Regions from separate parts of the Homo sapiens genome. Here region 1 is linked to region 2. A link is a loop called in an ENCODE intact Hi-C map of the cell type or tissue named here. Cell type or tissue: dorsolateral prefrontal cortex. All regions are shown on one strand. Region 1 overlaps SPPL3 (signal peptide peptidase like 3). Region 2 overlaps SPPL3 (signal peptide peptidase like 3).

Region 1 (5,000 bases), 90 kb after region 2:
GGGGTGGACTATGTCAGATTGGAAACCAGCACAGACAAACCATCTGCAAAAGATGTTTTGGGGTCTATAGAGAAATTTGATTAAATGAGGTGAAAATTCACCCAAATGGAAACTGGGGGTTGTTGGCTTTGGTGGAGGGGGGGAACAGATTGTGTGATCTCATTAGATTAAAAAAAAAAAGTATGTAAAAAATTATTGGCTGGGTGCAGTGGCTCATGCCTGTAATCCCAACACTTTGGGAGGCCAAGGCAGGTGGATCACCTGAGGTCAAGAATTCGAGACCAGCCTGGCCAACATGGTGAAACCCCATCTCTACTAAAAACACAAAAATTAGCTGGGCGTAGTGGTGGGTGCCTGTAATCCCAGCTACTCGGGAGGTTGAGGCAGGAGAATCATTTGAACTCAGGAGACAGAGGTTGCAGTGAGTCGAGATTGTGCCACTGCACTCCAGCCTGGGTGATACAGCGAGACTCCATCTCCAAAAAGAAAAACAAAATTCTAGGAAGATATTGAACAGTGGTAATCTCTGAAAAGTGGGAATGTAATTTTTTTATTTTGCTTTACTGTATTCTCTAGTTTTCTATAACGCAGTTAATGAATTGCTGGGATGATGCCTCCAGTGAATGAAAGGGGGTGCTATCTAGGGTGTGAGTTCACTTTAAAGCAGGGAGCAAGGACAACACATCCACAACATTGGAGGGAAGGCAGGAAAAGAGAGCTTGGAGGTCTTGGACTGGTTTCCTGGGTCTCCAACAGCCGAGCACTATGTCTAGGAGGAGGAAAGCAATCACCCCAAATTCCACAAGTCCAAACAGGCTGAAGAAGCGGGTGTTTTGCACCAGTTGCATGTAAGTTTCTGAAGCTGGAGCTTAGGGCTGCCTGATTTTTGAGGGAATTGCAAACTCTGTGAAGGGCCATAGCTTGTGGAAAGAGGATGAGCCTGGAGTCCACACTGACTGCTGTCTGCTGTACCCTGTCTCCTCCCCAGCACTGGCCATGGGCCTCTGTGTCGCCATGATCGCCTTTGTCCGCCTGCCGAGCCTCAAGGTCTCCTGCCTGCTTCTCTCAGGGCTTCTCATCTATGATGTCTTTTGGGTAAGCGTTTATGTCCTTGGAGCTCCTCCCCTTCTTTGTGTTGAAGTGAAGCATTCATGCCTGAAAACTATTAACTAGAAGTATCCAAAGTCGGGCTTGCCCAGCTGCTGATCACTCTCTCTCCAGTCCTTAACTGTATCATGGGTGTGCAGTCCGATCCTTTTGTTTGCTGAAAAGTCGTACAGTAGGTAGTGTGTGTGTGTGACTCCTAGGATAGAAGAGGTAACAGGCTGACAAGATTCGCTGCAGTGGGGGCCACCCCGTCAGGGAGTAATCTCTGGGTGTGGAGAGTGCAGAAATTGGCAAGTACACAGGAAGAGCAAAGATTTTCTCAAATCATACAGTCAACGAAAGCATTGCAGTCACAGCATTCTGAGACTCTGCTCTTAAGAGCAAGGAGGGCTGATGCTGAAAGCAGGTTGCTTCCAACTCCCTCTGTTAAAGGCATCTCTCCAACTCGGCAGGTATTTTTCTCAGCCTACATCTTCAATAGCAACGTCATGGTGAAGGTGGCCACTCAGCCGGCTGACAATCCCCTTGACGTTCTATCCCGGAAGCTCCACCTGGGGCCCAATGTTGGGCGTGATGTTCCTCGCCTGTCTCTGCCTGGAAAACTGGTCTTCCCAAGGTAAGACCTCATGCTATGACAGGACCACACTGTCTTCCTGTGCCTATCTGTTCCCGGCCTTGATCAGTCTCTAATGTCATCAGCATTCTGATCCCAACCTGGGGCCATTATCTCCATGCTGCAGAAGAGGAAATGAGGATGAGATTCTTGGCTTGCCAAGAAGGATCACTGAGTGATCCAGGCGGTGCCTTTTATTATTGATTAATGTCAGCAAACAGCCATGCCTTACTGCTGTTTCCACTGTTTAGAGTTGGCTGGAGGGAGTTAGGAGAATCTCGATCCTTTTAACTTGTAAGATATTTATAAAAATAAGTTCTAATGGTAGAATTATACAACTCCTGGTAATATAATCTTGGCAGAATGAATGTGCTGCTTTAATCTTCCACCTGTAATAGTAGCCAGGTGCTTATTTGAAGTCTCAACAGTGAATGTGTCACAAATGATGAATTGTTTGACATTTCTAGAGGAAGCAGCACTTATGCAAATCACTTCAGCAGTCACTTCCAAGGGGCTCTCCTGAAACAGGGGGGCCAAGGTGGAGACCTCTAGTGCCAGTACTGTTGCAGCTTTTTCTCTCTACACTCTTAAAACTAATGTTCCATCAGAAGAGATTTCCATCTGCCATGCAGATAAGCTCTTTGACTCCTTAAAAAGCTAACAAACTTTGCACAAAAGGAATAGAAACTGGATTGTAGAGTGTGACGTCACTAACCTGTGAAACTGCATTCCAGCTCCACTGGCAGCCACTTCTCCATGTTGGGCATCGGAGACATCGTTATGCCTGGTCTCCTACTATGCTTTGTCCTTCGCTATGACAACTACAAAAAGCAAGCCAGTGGGGACTCCTGTGGGGCCCCTGGACCTGCCAACATCTCCGGGCGCATGCAGAAGGTCTCCTACTTTCACTGCACCCTCATCGGATACTTTGTAGGTAAGAGAACCAGAGAGACTGCAGATGATCCTCGCTCTGGCTGTCCTCCAACCTTTGGAATTAAATCAGGTCTTCTAGCTACAGTTACTGGATGGAAGGAGAGCAGGAATTCTGGGTGCTGTAATAGACAGCCTGGCCCGTGAGATGCTAAGTGTTTTGTGTACTGGATAGGCCAGTTCCCTCTCCAGCTGTGTATCTGAAGAACGTTGTAGGAAAAGCAGGTCAGTCCTCAAAGCCAAGGACACACAGCACACAGTGCAGTGGATTAGTCTGTGCTTAAATCTTCCTCTAGAGTTGAATGACTGTCGTATTTATTTCCTACTTTATTCAATAGATACTTACTTACATTCATTAGTTCTACATTTCTGCCACTCTGACCTAGGCCAAGTTTTGTAGCCAGCTCATGTGTAGGCAGACAGGAGATGATTGTGATGGGGCTGGGAAAAGCAGTAACCTGCCCGCACATGCAACTGCTCCCGCACAGTGACTGGAAAGGAGCTTTTGCACTCCGTACGTCCTCCTCAACCCCAGCACTGTCCTCGTCCCACAGCAGTTCATTCACATGGGTTCATTTCAGTCCACAAACTCAGAGGGGCAAGGCAAGTGGCATTATCCCCATTAGACAGATGAGCAAGCTGAGGCTCAGAGAGGTGGAAGGTCTGAACTACATTTATGTTAGCTATTGTGAGTAGCAGAGTTGGAACTTGAACCCAGGTCTTCTGCCTCCCAAGTCCAGCATCACAGGAGACAGAGGCACACTTGGAGCTGGAAGGAGGGTTTGAACCCAGGAACCTGAGCAAGGAGTGAGACTTGGGTCAGTCATGTGTCCTTGGAGTTGTAGGTGTTTTTTAAAGCTGTGCTGATCCACATTTCTTCAACTGCCCAAGCTGGGCATTTCACACCCCAACCATAGAATGGACGACAGCACATTAGATCTGTACAGTTGCAGGACTTTGCCCAGCAGCAGCCAGGTGACACGGGTTCCCTCTCGTGTCTCACAGATGCCTCTCTCTCCTCACAGGCCTGCTCACTGCTACTGTGGCGTCTCGCATTCACCGGGCCGCCCAGCCCGCCCTTCTCTATTTGGTGCCATTTACTTTATTGCCACTCCTCACGATGGCCTATTTAAAGGTGAGAGCAGCAGTTATAAACCTGTGAAAGCAATAACTTGGATTGGCCTGTGCCTCGGTTTGCACTCTCCTCGCTGGAGGTGATTCTGCTTAAGCCCCTGAGTGAGCTTGTGATCTCGACTGTGTGTGTGTGTGTGTGTGTGTGTGTGTGTGTGTGTGTGTGCGCGCGCGCGCTACCCTGGCGTTAGCAAACGCTTCCAGATTCGTGCAGCCACTGACAGAAAATGCTGATGAGCTAGACCACTACACCACCTGGTCGAGGAATAACTAATTGAAAGCCCCAGAGCCCAGCTGAGGGTACTTCCTGCTTCTGTTCAAAGCAGTGCCCTCCTGCCACCTAACAGCTTAACACTACGTTAAAGTTTGGGAATAATTAAGATTGAATAGTGTTGAGGCAGCATATGATAAAACCAGAGTTCAAGAGCACATTATTTCCCAGATATCTATTCTCAGCCCCGTTTTACAGATGAGGAAGCAGATACAGAGGTCAACTTACTTGCCCAGCTCACTTGACTCACTACCTCTAGAGAGTTGATAAAAGCCCTTTTCTTGCTCAGGGAGCCTAAAAGCACCCCTTCTAGGGAGTCCTCCTAAAAATAGTGGGTTATTTTTGAATGGGTAAGATTTAAATGCTCTTTGGTTTCCCACAGAAGCAATCTGATCTCAGATCAAGCATCAGAAAGGGGCCAGGGGCATGGTGGCTCACGCCTGTAACCCCCGCACCTTGGGAGGCTGAGGCAGGCGGGTTAAGAGTTCAGGACCAGCCTGGCCAATATGGTGAAACCCTGTCTCTACTAAAAACACAAAAATGAACTGGGCATGGTGGTGAGTGCCTGTAATCCCAGCTACTCAGGAAGCTGAGGCAAGAGAATCGCTTGAACCCAGGAGTCGGAGGTTGCAGTGAGCTGAGATCTCGCCACTGCACTCACTCCAGCCTAGGTGACAGAGTGAGAACCCATCTCAAAAAAAAAAAATATCAGAAAGGGGCCAAGCGCAGCAGCTCATGCCTGTAATCCTAGCACTTTGGAAGGTCGAGGCAGGAGAATTGCCCGAGCCCAGGAGTTTGAGACCAGCCTGGCCAATATATAGGAAGACTTCATACCTGGAAAAAAAATTTTTTTTTTTTAAAGAATCAGACAGCTGTGTGTGCCTCATGTTTAAATCTGTAACTTAGAAAGTCCCTTGTTTCCCAGGGCGACCTCCGGCGGATGTGGTC
Region 2 (5,000 bases):
CCGGGTTCAAGCAGTTCTCCTGCCTCAGCCTCCCGAGTAGCTGGGAGTACAGGTGCGCACCACCATCCCCAGCTAATTTTGTATTTTTAGTAGAGACAGGGTTTCACCATGTTGGCCAGGCTGGCTTCGAACTCCTGACCTCAGGTGATCCACCCGCCTCGACCTCCCAGAGTGCTGGGAGCCACTGCACCCGGCCCCAGCTAGACTTTTTGAGTCTGTATGTTTTCTGTTGTGTTTAGGTGTAGTGTAGCTTCCTTTTTAATTGGGATAATAATGGCTGTAGAGATAAGTTTCAAAAAGAATTATTTGATATCAGTGGTTCCCACAGGATTTGTGTTTCAAGTACTGTTTGAAAAAACAAAAACTTTTTTGTCAAAGTAATAATGCACACTGCTGTATACTGTCACAATTCTTAACTTCAGTTATTGCTTGAAAAGACGATTTACATAGATTCAGTCATCTTTGTCTTATAAGGAAGGTATGTAAGCATTTTTAATTTTTTCTCTCATAGCACAGTACAGGTTGAGCATCTGATATCACAAAATCCAAAATTATCCAAAATGCAGAACTTTTTGAGCTCCAACATGATGCTGAAAGGAAAAGCTCATTGTAGCATTTTGGATTTTGGATTTTTGGATTTGCAGTGTTCAACCAGTAAGTATAATACAAATATTCTGAAACCCCCACGCCCCCCACCCCAAAAAAGAGGGAGATCTGAAACACTTCTGGTCTCAAGCATTTTGGATGAAGAACACTTAATCTGTATGTTTTCTTTATAGAAAAAAAATTAAAAGTTACCCATAGAGAGATTTTCTTACTATGCCTTCAAGAAATGCAATGAGGCAGAACAAAATTGAAAACATAACCATCTCTTATAAGGACCCTAGAGTGACTAAATAAGTAAATACTGATAGATTATAAAAAGAAACTGATTCGTAAAAAGTTAAACAAATTTACCATGTGACCCTGCAGTTTCACTTCATAGTTTGGCTGCTTATAAATTCTCGGCTCACATTTCGTTTTCTCTATTATGTTCTTCCATAGAGCGTTGCTGTCAGAGACTAGTGATATTCTCTTTAGTTATTGTTTTTAGTTTTTGTTATGCTTCCTTGCTTTGATTTTCTTCTTTGGGGACTCCTATTGTATACATTTTGGATCTTCTTTGCCTGTTTTTCTATAGATTGCCGCTCTCTAATCTTTTTATCCCTTTCTTAACTTTTCCATCCTATTTACTTTCTAGTTTCTTTAAGGCATTATCTGTTACCCGTTGGTTGTTCATTCTTGTGTTTCTTTTAGTTTAGTGTTCATTTCTGAAATTTCTGAGTTTTATCACCCCTTTTGAGTTGTTCTAATTCAGATTTATGTTGCCTCGTCATATGATGTCATTTTCTTTGTTTTTTTTTTTGTTTTCTTGAGATGGAGTCTTGTTTTTGTTACCCAGGCTGGAGTGCAATGTTGCGATCTTGGCTCACTGCAACCTCCGCTTCCCGGGTTCAAGCGTCCTGCCTCAGCCTCTTGAGTAGCTGGGATTACAGGCGCCCGCCATCACACCTGGCTAAGTTTTGTATTTTTAAAGATAGGGTTTCACCATGTTGGCCAGGCTGATCTTGAACTTCTGACCACCTCGGCCTCCCAAAGTACTGGAATTACAGGCGTGAGCCACAGTGCCCAGCCATGATGTCATTTTCTTAAAAAATTTAAAATTTCAAAATAATATTGTGTTACAGTTTTTACCTGTTTTAAAGGCATGTTTTTTTTCTGGTATGTTTTTATTGTTTTTACAGATGCTCTCTGCCTCCCTTTCTCTCTTTTTAAAATAATGACTTTGAGATAAAACCACAGTGCTTTCCTGTTGTTCATTTTTAATGAAAATTAATTTTCTTTCTTTTTAAATATATATTAAGTTCCAGGATACATGTGCAGGACGTGCAGGTTTGCTACATAGGCAAAGATGTGCCATGGTAGTTTGCTGCACCTGTCAACCCATCACCGAGGTATTAAGCCCCGCATGCATTAGCTGTTTATCCTGATGCTCTCCTTCCACCCACCCCTGTGACAGGCTCTGGTGTGTGTTGTTCCCCTCCCTGTGTCCATGTGTTCTCATTGTTCAGTTCCCGCTTATGAGTGAGAACATGTGATATTTGGTTTTCTGTTCCTGTGTTAGTTTGCTGAGGATGATGGCTTCCAGCTCCATCCATGTCCCTGAAAAGGACATGATCTAATTTCTTTTTATGGCTGCATAGTAGTGTATATGTACCACATTTTCTTTATCCAGTCTAGCATTGATGGGCATTCGGGTTGATTCCATGTCTTTGCTATTATGAATAGTGCTGCAATAAACAAACACATGCATGTGTCTTTATAATAGAATGATTTATATTCCTTTGGATATGTACCCAGTAATGGGATTGCTGGGTCAAATGGTATTTCTGCTTCTAGATTCTTGAGGAATCGCCACAGTGTCTTCCACAATGGTTGAACTAATTTACATTCCCACCAACAGTGTAAAAGCATTCCTGTTTCTCCACAGCCTCGCCAGCATCTGTTGTTTCTTGACTGTTTAATAATCGCCATTCTGACTGGTGTGAGATGGTATCACATTGTGGTTTTGATTTGCAGGAAATTAATTTTCATAAACTGAGAGAGAGAAGTGGGCAGGAAGACTTTAGCTTTCTGGCTCTAGAGCTCCCTCTTTTGACTTTTCTGGTGGAGGGGAAGAGGGAATCCTAGCACTTTCAGACATCTGGTCATTACTCTTCCTGGTTCTTTATTTGGGCCACCTTCTTCCTTTTCTTCTCCTGTCTCTGTTCTGCTGGATTCTGTTCCCAGTAGTTTCTCCTCAGTACAAGACTTTGTCCTGAAAGAGAGCTTCAGATGGTTAGCTTTTAGTTTAGAGGGTCCCTATCACTCCATCCCCTTGTACAGGCCATAAGTTGGAATGTACAGAGCTCCTTTAAAGTTCAACTGCTATTCCTAGTTCAGCTCACCTTGCTTGCCAGTACCTGTTGTCTCATTTGGGGTTTTCCTAATTTCAGATTCATCAAATACCCTGTTGCTTCCCTTTGCTGCTTCTCACACAGATGGCAATTGCACACCAGTCTTTAGCAGTCAGTAGTTTGTCCCCATCTGCTTGTCTTTTGGGTTTTGTGAGGCTACCTGATCACTTAGCTTTGTTGTAGGTGCAGATTTTCAGTTTTGCATCCAGATTGCTCAATCTGTTTTTATGGGAAAATTCAGGAGGATTCAAACCAACTATGCCCTGAATGCTGCCGTCGTTCCAGAATCTTGTCCCATAGTTAAATTTTTATTTTCGTTTTTTGAGACGGAGTCTCGCTCTGTCTCAAAAAAAAAAAAAAAAAAAAAAAAGATGAAAATTGTTCATCTCCACACCAGTGGCCAGGGGGCTCAGTGAGTAGCAAGGGTTCATGTTCTGTGTATTCTTCTGCTCTGCCCTCCAGCATGTTAACCTCACCTCTAGGCTTGCTGCGCTGCTGTTTGCAGGACAACTGCAACATTTCCGAGACATCACATCCTCAAGACCACAAAAAAAGAACCTTCTCTTCTTTGTGTTTCTTTTTTTTTTTTCTTTCAGATTAAGGGAAATCTTTTCCTTCTGTCTCATTGGCCAGAATTGCATCATAAGCCTAAGCCACAAGGGGACTGGAATCTGCATTTAGGTTTGTGCTGTCCAGCAAGGTAGCCACTGGCCACATGGGGCTATTTAAATTTAAGTTCATTAAAATTAAGTACAACTACAGATTAAGTTCCTTAGTTGCACTCACTGCATTTCAAGTGCTCAGTAGTCCCATGTGGCTAGTGGCTACCTGATTGGACAGTGCTGTAATATTACTAGAATGTTTTCATGATCACAGAGTTCTGTTGAACAGTGCTGGCTTACATTAATCACGATTCACTCCCTGGGCCTTTTCAGAATTGCATTTAGTCTTGAGATTTTCTCAGGTGCATTCCAGAAAGCATGTTCATGGTGAACAGCCACAGAATCTGACAATGAGACCACCCCATGTGGCTCTGGGGCTTCAAGTACACCCCCATTCATTTGCATGAGTGAAATAATTTCTCTGTGTAGGAGAAACAAAAAGGTTGTTTTACTGCCAGAAAAAGTACTGAACACATTTCTGAAGTACTGTTTTTCTTTTCTTTTCTTTTTTTTTTTTGAGATGGAGTCTTGCTCAGCTGCCCAGGCTGGAGTGCAGTGGTGCAGTGGCACGATCTCAGCTCACTGTAACCACCATCTCCCGGGTTCAAGCGATTCTCCCGTCTCAGCCTCCCAAGTAGCTGGGATTACAGGCAACTGCCGTCATGCCTGGCCAGTTTTTGTATTTTAGTAGATACGGGGTTTCACCATGTTGGCCAGGCTGGTCTTGAACTCGTGACCTCATGTGACCTGCCTGCCTCGGCCTCCCAAAGTGCTAGGATTACAGGCCTGAGCCACAGCGCCTGGCCTGTTTTTCTTGAGACCAGTCATTTTATTTGAAAATTAAGCTTTGAGGTCATAGTGCTAAATAGCCAGGGCCTATGATTTACTTGACAAAAATTGTTTTTTATACATTTGTCAGTTTCTAATTGGGTAGTTGGAAAATGCCAGGAAACTATTATTTCTGTTCATTTTTTGTGCTATATGGAATCTGTTATACTGAGGGGATGTACTTTATAAGTTATTAGTACAAGGATTAATCACTGATAGTCCCCTTCTCTCGTCATTCTTGCACTCTGTGGGGTCTAGTGATCCATCCATACAAGGAGAAGAAACGGTGGCTGGAGGGATAATGAGTTCCCTCTCCTCTTTCCTACACACTAGAAGTAGGGTCAGGAAAGCCCTGCATGCTTCTTCCTTCCCTGTCCCTTCCCTGCCCCTTGTGGAGGGTCATCATGAAACAGTTACATGCAGGTGCTATAAAAATCCTGGCGTGTTCTTTGGTCCAAATAGTGATCTTGAATGTCATAAATATAAGAATATTTTCATTGCACTGTTTTTCCTC

The links. A loop is a pair of places that touch in the nucleus more often than their neighbours do. Peaks named below come from ENCODE experiments on the same cell type or tissue, not always from the same donor. Only the 100,000 strongest peaks of a DNase experiment are listed, where the experiment ranks them.
Region 1: a loop joins it to region 2, with 2.3 times the contacts of the local background. A loop is called at or near these places in 3 of 110 quality-filtered maps.

Annotation. Positions count from the first base shown.
Region 1 is chr12:120,765,048-120,770,047 of GRCh38, reverse strand. It overlaps SPPL3 (signal peptide peptidase like 3), which reads left to right. Exons shown (of 11, transcript NM_139015.5): 7 at 989-1,095; 8 at 1,560-1,723; 9 at 2,455-2,654; 10 at 3,676-3,785; 11 at 4,978-5,000. Among named protein-coding and RNA genes, the nearest start is that of ACADS, 42 kb to the right of the region's middle. In dorsolateral prefrontal cortex, no CTCF peak of the experiment used is centred here; no DNase peak of the experiment used is centred here; H3K27ac peaks cover 1,240 bases.
Region 2 is chr12:120,854,870-120,859,869 of GRCh38, reverse strand. All of the region lies in intron 1 of SPPL3 (signal peptide peptidase like 3), which reads left to right. Among named protein-coding and RNA genes, the nearest start is that of SPPL3, 47 kb to the left of the region's middle. In dorsolateral prefrontal cortex, a CTCF peak has its summit at 2,670; no DNase peak of the experiment used is centred here; H3K27ac peaks cover 1,593 bases.